Linked DNA regions of Mus musculus: region 1 is linked to region 2. The links are chromatin contacts, found by POLR2A ChIA-PET in ENCODE. All regions are on one chromosome and are shown on one strand. The core of a region is the stretch at or near the end of the contact, and the rest is flanking DNA. Distances in the headings are between cores, read along the strand shown.

What was found. ChIA-PET counts read pairs that join two places held with the same protein, here RNA polymerase II (POLR2A).
Region 1: POLR2A ChIA-PET joins it to region 2 with 13 read pairs in embryonic stem cell. The contact joins the enhancer-like site here to the promoter of Plpp3 in region 2. POLR2A ChIA-PET finds 5 or more read pairs at or near these places in 3 of 5 experiments (Patski and embryonic stem cell).

Annotation. Positions count from the first base shown.
Region 1 is chr4:105,242,360-105,248,170 of GRCm38, forward strand. No RefSeq gene overlaps it. Among named protein-coding and RNA genes, the nearest start is that of Gm40217, 74 kb to the right of the region's middle. Within about 2 kb of position 3,397, at least 1 of the 3 ENCODE cell types and tissues checked has a DNase peak (open chromatin) inside an H3K27ac peak, as active enhancers do.
Region 2 is chr4:105,152,968-105,158,956 of GRCm38, forward strand. It overlaps Plpp3 (phospholipid phosphatase 3), which reads left to right and starts at 4,380. Exons shown (of 6, transcript NM_080555.2): 1 at 4,380-4,996. The coding sequence starts at 4,858. Gm29838 (a long non-coding RNA gene) reads right to left here and starts at 3,704. Exons shown (of 2, transcript XR_376486.3): 1 at 1,166-3,704; 2 at 156-676.

The DNA.
Region 1 (5,811 bases), core at 2,147-4,646, 88 kb after region 2:
AGTCCTTGATCCTCCTTGTCATTAAGATCCCAGCTTACCTCACCCTTCTGAAGGAGGAATTCTTTGATCGTCTGGTATAAAGCTGTGTTCGTTTTCAGTCAACTTGTCATAAGGTAGGGTCATCTAAGAAGCAGGAACTTCAGTTGAGAAAATGCCCCCATCAGATTACTCTATGGGTAAACCTGGGGGAGAATGATTAGTGATTGATGAGGGGTAGGGGGAGCTCACTGTGGGCAGTGCCATTCCTGGGTAAGTGATACTGGGTTGTGTAAGAAAGCAGGCTGAGCAAGCCATGGGAAGCGAGCCAGTGAGATTGGTTCCTCCACCGTCTTCCCTTCAGTTCCTGCCTCTGGGCTGCTAGCCTGCTTGAGCTCTGACTTGGCTTTCCCTAATGGTGAACTCTAAAATCTAAGAATAAATCAACCCTTTCCTCCTCCCTACGTTGCTTTTGATCAAGGTGGTGTCTTGTTTTCTTTGTTTTCACAACAATAGAAGGCAAACTAGGTGAGGACTTGAGTTCAAATCTCCAATATTGACATAGAAGGCCAGGTGCAGCCGTGTGTGCAGCCTCAGTGCGGGGTGTAGAGACCAGAGGATACCTGGAGCTCTCTAGCCATCCAGTCTAGCCAATCAGCGAGCTCCAGCTTGAGCAAGAGACTCTGCTTCAAAACATAACGTAGATTGCCATTGAGTAAAACACTGAAAACCTGACCTCTACAGGTGTGGGGACATGTATGCATACCGGCTGTAATGATTTGTATATGCTTGGCCTAGGGAGTGGCACTATTAGAAGGTGTGGCCCTGTTGGAGTAGGTGTGGCCCTGTTGGAGTAGGTGTGGCCTTGTTGGAGTAGGTGTGTCATTGTGGGTGTGGACTTTAAGACCCTCATCCTAGCTGCCTGGAAGCCAGTACTATGCTAGATGAAGATGTAGAACTCTCATCTCTGCCTGCACCAGGCCTGCCTGGATGCTGCCAAGCTCCCAGCTTGATGATAATGGACTGAACCTCTGAACCTGTAAGCCAGCCCCAATTAAACGTTGTCCTTTATAAGACTTGCCTTGGCCATGGTGTCTGTTCACAGCAGTAAAACCCTAACTAAGACACCTACCTAATGTGGCAGTAGCTCATGGAGTCTTCCCCACTCAACCTACAACAGCCGTTCTCAAACTTTAGGTCTTGACCCCTTTGGGAGTTGGAATAATCTTTTCCCAGGGATATAGTCTAAGACCATCAGAAAATACAAATATTTATATCATGATTCATAACAGTAGCAAAATTACAGTTATAAAGTAACAATGAAAATAATTTTGTGGTTGGGGGGGTCACCATATTACGGGGTCTCAGTATTAGGAAGGTTGAGACCCACTGCCCTAGATGGATTCTACACTATTCTCTGAAAGAAGGAATGCAGCATGAGACCCAGACGATGGCTCAAGCAGCCAGGTCTCCCTCCTCTGCTTGTTACTTTTAGATGGTGTTCATGTCCAGTCACATCTGGACTGGGCTGTCTCTGCTTCTGCCACACCTGTGCAATAAGGCCTCCATAAAATAAGCCAAAGGATGTGCCTGAAGGCCTTCAAATTGCTGAACATGGGAGGTTTGTGGAGGGCGGCACGTCCAGAGAGAACTACAAGTATTATCCCCGAGCTCTATGAGCCATTTGATGAGTTAATCCAACCAGAGGAGGCGGCTGTGGGAACAGAGATCCTGCATAACAGCTCCTCAGGAGGTCCTGGACTTGGGACTGGGGCTTTAGGCCGATAATCTTTGGTACTGAGCCCTCTATTTGTTGGATCTGGCATTGTGAGTTGGAAGACAGTGTCTAGACAATTCAATTAAAGGACTCCCAGTGGTGCTTCAGACTTCTTGCTTGCTTACAGATGGAGAAAAATCCTTATCACTGATAAGGTCCTGACGCCTTTGATTCTGGTGCAGGGCAAGGAAGTATGCATTGTGTTCCAACACAGTGTGAGACCTAGCCTATAAGACTGGCTCTATAGTCACCCCCTGGGCTCTTCTCCTGGTCTTCAGTTGCTTCTCCTACTCTCCAGATAAGGTGTCCAGAAACATAGACCACACTTCTCTCATTCTTTGTTGTTGCCTTATGTCTTAGAATGGTGCCTACCACATAGTGGACAAGCAATGCTGTAAAAAGCGCTCCCAGTTGGCACTGAATTCATTCTTTGCAATAACTTAAACTAATAATGAAGGCTTTGGCCAACTTAAGGGCTTATATTACAACTTAATGGGCTAATATTACAGCATTTTTACAGAATTGTTCCTCTGAAGGTGGATGAAGATTATTGGCATGGTTATCCAAAACACAGGGATTGAGAGCTGCGAAGTAACTGGGAAAAGAGGCATAGCGAGTCAAAAGAGACGGTTCGCCTTGGTCTCGTTCTTGTTTCAATTTCCTCTTAAAGATGAGGGAGATGAGATAATATTTGTCTGCTGAGCAAACTGACTCAGAGACGGGAAAGTAATGTTTAAAAGCCCTATGGTTATTCCACCCATGAAAATAATGCTGAGATTGCACCAGAGGAAAGCAGGGGGTTCCAGGAGTGGGGCGGGGGTGGAGGGCAGGTTTGCAGTGGGTGAGGAAGAGTTTCTGAAGTTCTGGTCTAATTGATTGCATCCATGTCTGCAATCAAACAAGAACAAGATGAGCAACGGCGGAGAAGAGGGTTTTGGAGGTTGAGAACAAGGACCATGGAACACAGTAGCTCCGAGTAGCAAGAGAGAAAGCTCTGTAAAGTTGGACTATTTGATAGCATGAGGACCCACTCTGCCGTGGTCTGGAGAATCTGTTGGTAATAGTCGGCAAATCCGCGTGCCTTCTGCTCGTTGTCCTTCAGATTCAGGTGACAATGGATAGAGGAACTGGACTGACCAGCTTTGTGTGTGACAGGTACACTCGCCCATTAGATTGTGGCAGCGGGTGGACCTGAAGCTGCAAAAGGAGAGGGATAGAGGGATGGAAAGAGGTCGTGACAGGGCTGTTTCTGAGGCCCTGGGCAGAGTACTTATTTCTCTATCGTCGGTTTTAATAAACACAGATTCCCCTAAGAACATCTGACTTTCCTTTTGTTTTCTTTTCCCTGCAATAGGCTCGCGTGGCACTTCTTACTGTGTGAGGACCCAGCATTTCGGGCAGTTCCTGACGCCTTGGCTCTCTGCCTTCTCCCACCTAGAGAACCTCTCTTTCCCTAGGAAGACCGCTGGGATCCCTGGGCTGCAGGGATCCTCCCGTCGCCCTGAGTGCCTGTCTGTCCTAGGCCTGTGTCCTGCCAGGCTGCCAGGTGGACAGAGAAGCCTTTATTGTCCTCGACTGCTTGGATCTCATCCTGGGCTTCTGAGTTCGGCCGCGTGACTTTAGAATGCAAATACAGTCTGCTTTTGTAGCAGTGTCTTTGTCTGGGGTGCAATCACAGCTGAGGGGATTTTGCACAAGAGCTCCAGCTCCTCCTTTTCGCGGCTTGAGAAAGGCAGGGCGTGGAGACCGCCTAGTGGGCGGGCGGGCGGAACAGGCTCCGCCCAAGGCCATGGGGGTAGCTAGTGGTGTCCCTCAGTCGCTGCCAGGATGGTTGAAGCTTAATATCTTTGTGCCTGGTAGTTTATTATGGGGGTATGCCTGGTCGGTGGAGTTTGGCATTTCCAAGCGGATCGACTCCGTTGCATGCATTTTACCAACACGGTATTCTTATTTTCAGCCACACCTCACGTTTCTGGAAAGACAACTCCCAGCCCTTTCCTGTGTCTGTTCCAGCAATCGGATTAATGTTCCTCCTCAGATGCCCGTGATTCACATATTGCTGTCTCTTTTTAGTCGAAGCAATCGAGACTTGGAGGCTTGAAGTGGCTTATCCAACATCACCAAGATAGTGGGAGCCAAAGTTCAAAATGGACCCCATCTGCCTTCCTTACTCTTAACCTTTTATATTAATCCATCCATGCCATGCCCTCTAGAAGTGCTCAGTGTGGAGGATTAGGGAGACAGCAAGGCAAACAAAGGATAGGTCAAAGTAGGAAGGTAAGTATGTATATGATTCGGAGAAATCCACTAAGGAAATCGACTTTCCCTGGCCACACGTGGTTCAACCCCAGAAGGAACAGGTGCAAAGGGGCAGAGGTCCCGGTACCCACAGAATATAGGAACTAGAAGGCCCTTGGGGAGGGCTCACCCCTTCATTTTACTAAGAAATAAGTGGAGACCAGCGAGGCTTACTAATTATTTAAGATCACAGCATAAGAATGTCGTGAGACTGGGGCTGGACCTCGGGCATCAGGTGTACTGCCCTTTCCCCTGGGCTCTGTCTAGTGGTGTTTGTTTTTTGATATCTCATTAAGACTTGACTTTCTATATTTTTAAATTTTAAAAATAGTTGTCATTGCTTAGGTAAATAAACCTCTCCTCCCCTCTCTCCCCCCCGCCTCTCTCTCTCTCTCTCTCTCTCTCTCTCTCTCTCTCTCTCACACACACACACACACACACACACACACACACACACACACACACACACCAAACTTGTTGAGAAGAAGTTCAATCGGAGGTGGAGAGGGGTAAAAGGAAAATGAGGGTGAATATGATCAAAGCCCATTATATATATATGTGTGAAACTGTGAGAGAATTGGGAATATAGAAGTTCCTTTTTTCTTACTAATAATGGTCACCCCTATGAAAGTGATTTTCCCTTAGCACTTAAAAATGGGCCTTCGTGTATTTTAGAATCCTTTGTTCTTTGTGGTAATAAGTCAACTAAACAGGCACTATTTACAGAGGAGAAAACAGAGACACAGAGAAGCATCTTTCCTAAGCTCCATCTGCACGTTGGAGCCTAGAGCTTGTGCATTCCTGCTCTGCTATAGAGCCAAGGAAGTGAAGAAAGGAGGGGTCCCAGAGGGCATTTAGGACTTAAGATCACAAAGCAAGGGATTGGTGAACACTGGGTACAGAAATCTGAATTCTAGTATTCACCTAAGGAACTGGCTGTAGATGACCAGTGATAGTCAAAGTAAGAGAATGGTAGGCCTGGCATTGAAGACCATGTTTCTCTGTTGAACATAGTTAGATAGGTAATACAGAGAAAGACACATATACAGAGAGCCCCCCCACCCTCTTACTCCCCCACAGATATCCCTACCCCCTACACCACGCATACACACACACACACACCACATACTCAACACAAAACATCATACACACACACATCACACACACCATACATACATACATACATACATGCCACAGAGAAAGAGAGACAGAGATACCACAATATCAACACACACACACTAAACTATACTACACTCCTTGATAGTCTTTCAAATATTCCAAAGACAACCCTGTCTTTGGAGTCTTGACCTTTGCGGGCCAAGTCTGATGTGGGTCAGACCTCATTTCTGCAGCTAGGAATTATCTGCTGTGTGCCTGCCTTAGTGTATGGCAAGGCAGGGCTCAGAACCCGGGTCTCTCTATTGACCCTGTGGTCATTTCCTATCCCACCCATGCCCTAGCTTTTCTCCTGTGGAGCACGTCCTGAGAGAGTCCAAGCATCATCTCAAAAGGCTGTCGGGTGAAGCGCTTTAAGGAGAATCTGCTTGGTAAAACCACTGTAGGTTTGCAGGGGCAGAATGGGAAGTGTGATTCTGGGTCAGAAACTGCTGTGAAAATCTGGGGTTGCATGAACTTGGTTAACACTTCTTAAATATGAGGAAGATCGAGCAGTGAGTAGGCAGAATTATGAATTGGAGATGCAAAAGGAATCTCCCCAAATCTTTCTGTGTGCCAGAAACCCTCAGTGACCTGGCAAATCA
Region 2 (5,989 bases), core at 3,130-5,629:
CGTGTACAGCATGGCCGACTTTGCTCTGCATGAGCTAATGTGAGAATCGCTTTCACTTTATCTGTTAGAAAACTGGTTCCATCCAGTTGAATAGGCTTGCCCAGATTTTCCCATCAGTAAAATAGGGCTAATGAGTACTGAAGTCACAAATAGTATTCATTTAATGCATTGTTTATTATGTTTGCAGTGCTGGGGCCAACTGAAGGCTTCCAAACATTCATTTGCTTATTGTGAACCACGTGGTTTCAGGTGTGTTCTTTTAGTTTTCAAAACTTCTTGGAGTCTTCCACAGAAGAAAAAAAAAATGACCTACCTCATTGAAAAGTTTCAAGGGAAGTAGAGTCTGGGCTGGTTCCTCTGTTTGCATCAGCAGAGACCAGATTTTCTGACCCACATCTCTGCTCCTTCCTGCTTTGGCCAAGGAGGATAAGTATGGAGTTACACAAGATATCACATTCAGTGTTCACAGGGGCAAGCCAGCAGCTTTGAGTAGTACATGCTGGAGGAGGTAGAGTGGCTCGGCTTTGAAGAACCTGGATAAACCGGCACTCTCTAGCCAAACTATGTCTTCTTAATTTTCACAACTTAAAACATGGACTCTGGCTTTTTGAGTACAACTCTGTAGTGTCGTGGCTGCTACTCTCTTCCTTCAAACACTTCCAGAGCCAATTCATATCTGTTCTTCAAAAAAAATAAAAATGATTAATTAGGTATTGGGGGTTAAACTGATTAAGTAGATATTAGGGGAGAGAGAGAGAGAGAGTTATGAGGTAACTGAGAGATCCTAGAAATGAAGGCTATTAAACCTCTTGGGAGGGATCGGTTATTTGAGAATGACATGTTGCCACACATACGAAGTTACTCTTAGAAGGGCGTTTATCCCTGCTGATGTGATAGTTTTTACACAGCCATGCTAGTGAAGTGGCTGTCATTTTAATGTGTGAGTTTTGGTAAGCTATGTTTACCAGGAATTTTAATGACTTAATGACTTTGAAATGACACCATTGTAAACTATCATCAGACTGGCTTCACTGAGGTTTATTTGCTGGTAAAATGGCTCAGCGTCAGGTGTAAAGCTAAGGAAAGGGAGGACAGGACAAGGGGGACAAACTAGAATGAGGAAAAAGAGTAAAGTCAAAAGGTTTTCGGCTGTCTGGGGCCTTACCTGCTCTCGGTTGGACGGGATGCTGCTTCTGACTGGCAGCTGACATGTCCGCTCCTTGTCCGTCTCATTGTTAGCCAGTTCCAATGGGAGTTAAGGCTGCTTTGTTTATCTAAGGAATTACCTAAGGAATTAGGCTGACACTGTATTTTATGGCTTGTTCAAGTCAGTCTTAATGAATATTTCAAATATTCTGTTCCCTTGAACGCTATCCAAATATAATCTTGTTTGCAGAGAGCTACACCTATCACTTAACAGCACAATCCAATCCTTTAGTGAGGAGAGCCCTGTAAGTAGAAATAGAAAGCTTTTATTTAAACATTCATTTATCTTTTTTGTTGTTGTTGTTGTTTTAGTCTGCTTTTGGGATAACAGATTTTTACCTTTCCTAATAAGTGATTGAGGTTAAGCCAGAGAACCTTAATATAAAATAGATTCCTTGAACCGAAGCTAGTGTGGGCTAAAGTTAGCAATCTCAGTAATTTGTAAAAACAGCAATGATGGCTCAGCTATGGTTGGAGAAAAGCTGGGCTTTTAAAGTGCATTTGTTGTTAATGTAAGTCATCTTCCAGAGGAGGAGGAGGAGCAGGTAGGTTGGACTAGCTGAGCTCCACTCAGTTGTGTCTTGGGCAGTGGTTTTCACTGCTGCTCCTTCAGATCTCTAAGACAGGCTTCAGGGTTCAGGCCTTGAAGCAGCAAGTTATGGCCACTTGTGCAAGGGAATGAAGCCGGAGTGGGAAGTGGGAGCGCAGATGCTGGAGGACCCAAGGTGGGCGGCAGGTTAGAGCAGGCGGCAGAAGCTGCCTTTCTGTGCTGATTGGAATTCTGAAGATTTGGCACATTGAATTTCAAGGAGGTTTCTGCACGTGAAGAAGAGGATTGTGAGCATGGAAGAACCTCGGGTACCCAGAATTCCTTTTAGAGTGCTGTTAATTATAACATTAGCTTCGCATTGTTGCTGCTGTTTTCCCAGGTGAGGCTGTGCTGCTTCTCCTGAAGGGGGTTTCAAGGAACTTCTCTTAGATGCCAAGGGGCCTCACCTGCTCTCCTTTGATGGGCGGGATGCCTCTGATTGGCAGCTGACACGTCCGCTCCAGCACTTTCTTGGTGCATCTTGCTTTCAGAAGACAGGACTTTGCCTTTCCTTGCCAGTCTCATCGTTAATTAGGTCCAATGTGGGCTTAATTCAGCATACCTCAAACCCTGAGCACTACAGAGGCTCACTGAGGATAATCAACGGTCCCACGTCAAAGGCCATTTACACAAATGACTAGTTTTTGTTAACTGACACCAAGTTAGACTGAGTGTTGCACGAGTGGCCTAGGCGAAATATTGAAGGTAAAATTAATCCTGTGCTGGAACCAAGCAGGACAAGGAGAGGGGGTGAAAGATCAGGGTGCACCGGAGGAGAAACAGTGTGCTAGTTGAGGGGAGGAAGGTTTATGATGTAGGTAGAGGGGTGGGACCGAAGCGGTAGGCAATAAAAGGGATACTCAAGAGGGCTGGCGGTGGGATACAGAGTTATGGAGTGGCCCACTAGGGCAGTCGGATATCATTTGTACTATCCATCCAAAAGCTAGGACTTGGAGCTGGGGAGATGGCTCCGTGATTAAGAGCAACTAGTGTTCTTGCAGAGGACCCAGATTGGGTTCCCAGCACCCACACAGTGGCTCCCAGTCATCTGTAACTCCAGTTGTAGGGATCTAACAGCCCTCCTTGGCCTTTGTGAGTGCTTCGAGCATATGGCACACAGACATACATGCAGGCAAAACACTAGTCTGTATAGACTGATATAGAATACTAGATAGAATAATCTTTTTATAAAAACTAGAACCAGCTGCATCTAATTCCAGCTCTCGAGAGGCAGAGGCAGGCAGATCTATCTCTGTGAGTCTGAGGCCAGCCTGGTCTACATAGTGAGTTCTAAGACATATTAGGGCTAGAGAGAGAGAGAGAGACCCTGTCTCAAACAAACAAACAAACAACAATGCTAGAACCATTGAGCCATTTCCACCTCTGTATTATAAAGACCCTTGGAAGAAATGTGCATTTGTATGCTATGTACTGTGCTCCAAGCTTGATACTAAGGAAAATGTAAGGGAGGGTCCTGACCCTTCAAGTGTTGATTCTCTTGAAGGAAAAAAAAACAAAAAACAAAAAACCAGCTCATAAAAAAGTAATCAACTTTAAAAATCATATAAAACCATATAAAAAGTATTCAAAGGGAAACATCAGATTCCTTGAAAGTCAAGGCCAATAATGCTCAGGTATGCCGGAGGCCAGCTGGACTAGGAAAGAGGCGGGCAGGCTTGGCTTTGGTTACCCACGTTCAGAACTAGTAGTATTGGCTCAACTCACCGAGCTCCTCTGTTGTGCAAGCTTTGCTGCAGAAGCACATGAGAAAGAATCAATTATATCTCCACCATGACTGCCTGGGGAGAAATATTTTGGTGTCTGTAGTTTACTCGCGGGGAAATTAAGGCACAGAGACATAGGATTCTAGAACAGGGGGTCTGGCTCTGGAGTCTCTTTTTTTTTCGGGGGGGGGGGGGGTGGAGGGGAGGTTCGAGACAGGGTTTTTCTGTGTAGTCCTGGCTGTCCTGGAACTCACTCGGTAGACTAGGTTGACCTTGAACTCAGAAATCCGCCTGCCTCTGCCTCTCAAGTGCTGGGATTAAAGGAGTGCGCCACCACCGCCCAGCCCGGAGTCTTTTACACCGTAGGATCTTCGGAATCTAGCACAATTATCCGGTGCTGAGCGTTAAAAGCAAAACAACAACCAACCTAGCTTTCCTTGAAAATTGAATTTTTAGGATAATCCAATTCAAGGCTGAAATTTGTAAATAAATAAACAAGTAAATAAAGAAAGCATTTTAGTATTATAGACCTCCCACCGATCCTCTCCCCACCTCTAATCAAAGGCCAGCAAGAAAAAAAAATTTTATTTATATGTTTTTTTTCCTCCCCTTTTGTGATGCTTTGGAGTTTCTGAACGCTAGGGGCTCCCTGATTCTCTGGTTTGAGAACAACTTTTTCTTTTACGATTTTTTTTTTTTTTTTTTTTTTGGAAAAGGGGTGGGGGAAATGTGGCCTTAATTATCCTACGTTTTAGGCAGCTTAAGGAAGGGGCTGTGCTTTCTGAATCTTGTTGGAGCCAAGTAAGGAGGTCCTTCTCCTCCCCCCTCGCTTTTTAAAGGCGCTCGTGAAATATAAGCTCAGAAAACAAACCGAGCGATCACAGCGGCAGCCCGGGCGGCAGCAGCAGGAGGAGGAGGAGCAGGAGGAGGAGGCAGAGTTGGAGTTGGGCAGACGCTGAGGAGAGCTAGCTGCAGGACGCTGCGGAGTTGCAGGGCTCCGCGCTGCTCCATTCATTAAGTAGCTGCGGAGGATCGTGGCGGGACGCCGACGCTGCCCACTCGCAAACTCCAGCACGCAGACGCACGCCAGCCGGACGCGTCCGGGGCAGCACAGTTCTGCAAAAGTTCCTGCTCGGGATTTGGCTCTCTTCCCCTTGGACTAGCGAACAGTTTGGGGTTGAGAGGAAAGCAGAGGCGCCCAGAGGGGAAACCTACCCGCGTCTGCAGTTGGAACTACTCCGCCGGGCTGCACTCTCGCCGCCGCGTCCCGAGCCCGCATACCCGCTCCTGAGCAGCGGCGGCCCGCATCGCCCCGGGAGGCTCCCCGCAGCCAGCGCCATGCAAAGCTACAAGTACGACAAGGCGATCGTCCCTGAGAGTAAGAACGGCGGCAGCCCGGCGCTCAACAACAACCCGAGGAAGGGCGGCAGCAAGCGGGTGCTGCTCATCTGCCTGGACCTCTTCTGCCTCTTCATGGGTGAGCGCAGTCCCACGGGTCCCACCCAACCCCTTCCGGGCCCCGGGCCCCGCTGCGCTGTCAGCCCCCAGGGTCCCGCAGCCATCTCCCCCACCCCCGGGCGCCGTGCTGGCCGCGAGCTCCCCGCCCTCCCGGACCCCCAATCCCCGGCCTGCGAATTCAAGTTGGGGCGTGCTTGTGCTTTCGCGGCAGCTGGAACCACCTCCTTAGGGGTGATCTCCAGCTGGGAGTCCGGCCCAGCACCTCGGAAGGTGTGAGCTCGAGCTCCAAGATATGGAGGAAACCTGTGGCTCTCTGCTCTGTATCCGAGTCAGATGCGAGTGAGACCCATCTCGGTCTCCGAGCAAGGCAGGCTCCTGCCGGAGTGGCGCTGCTCGTCCCGGCTGCATGTAAACATCCACCCCTTCCGTCGCGCTGCCTTGCAGGGCCAGTCGCGCTAGCCGGCCTTGTCACTCGCTACTCGCTTGGCTGAAAGCCCCAGAGGGTGGAACGCGGCTCTACCGGGCCAGGTGCTGGGCAGCGAGGAGCACATCACTTGTTGAGCGCCTACTGTGTGCCAGTTGATAGGCCGCTTCCCGGGCATCAGCTTTAAACTAGCTCACTCCCTGACTTGTGCCGGGAGGCCACTGAAAGAAAGGCTGCCTGCCACAGTCTTGCTTGGGGGCCACAGTGGAGCTACACTCCCTCAAAGTTGAGGCGCTAGCTCAACTATTAGAACAGATGCAAGTTTCAGCTGAAAGAGCGGTGGGAGGCTCAGGAATTGAAGTGGGAGAAAAAGGATTTATTAAACGGGGGGGGGGGGGGAGCAATTGACATACATCCAGGGTTGAAGTAAAAAAATAGGACTTTTTCCTTTAAAGCGACTTTTGATGTAAATGTGTGGAAAACTTGTCACCAAAGCATTGCCCCTCTGCCACCAGCTGGGTGTGCCACCTAAGTACCCCCTTGGCCTCAGTATCCTCCTCAGTTGAATGAGTGGATTCAAGTAGATGG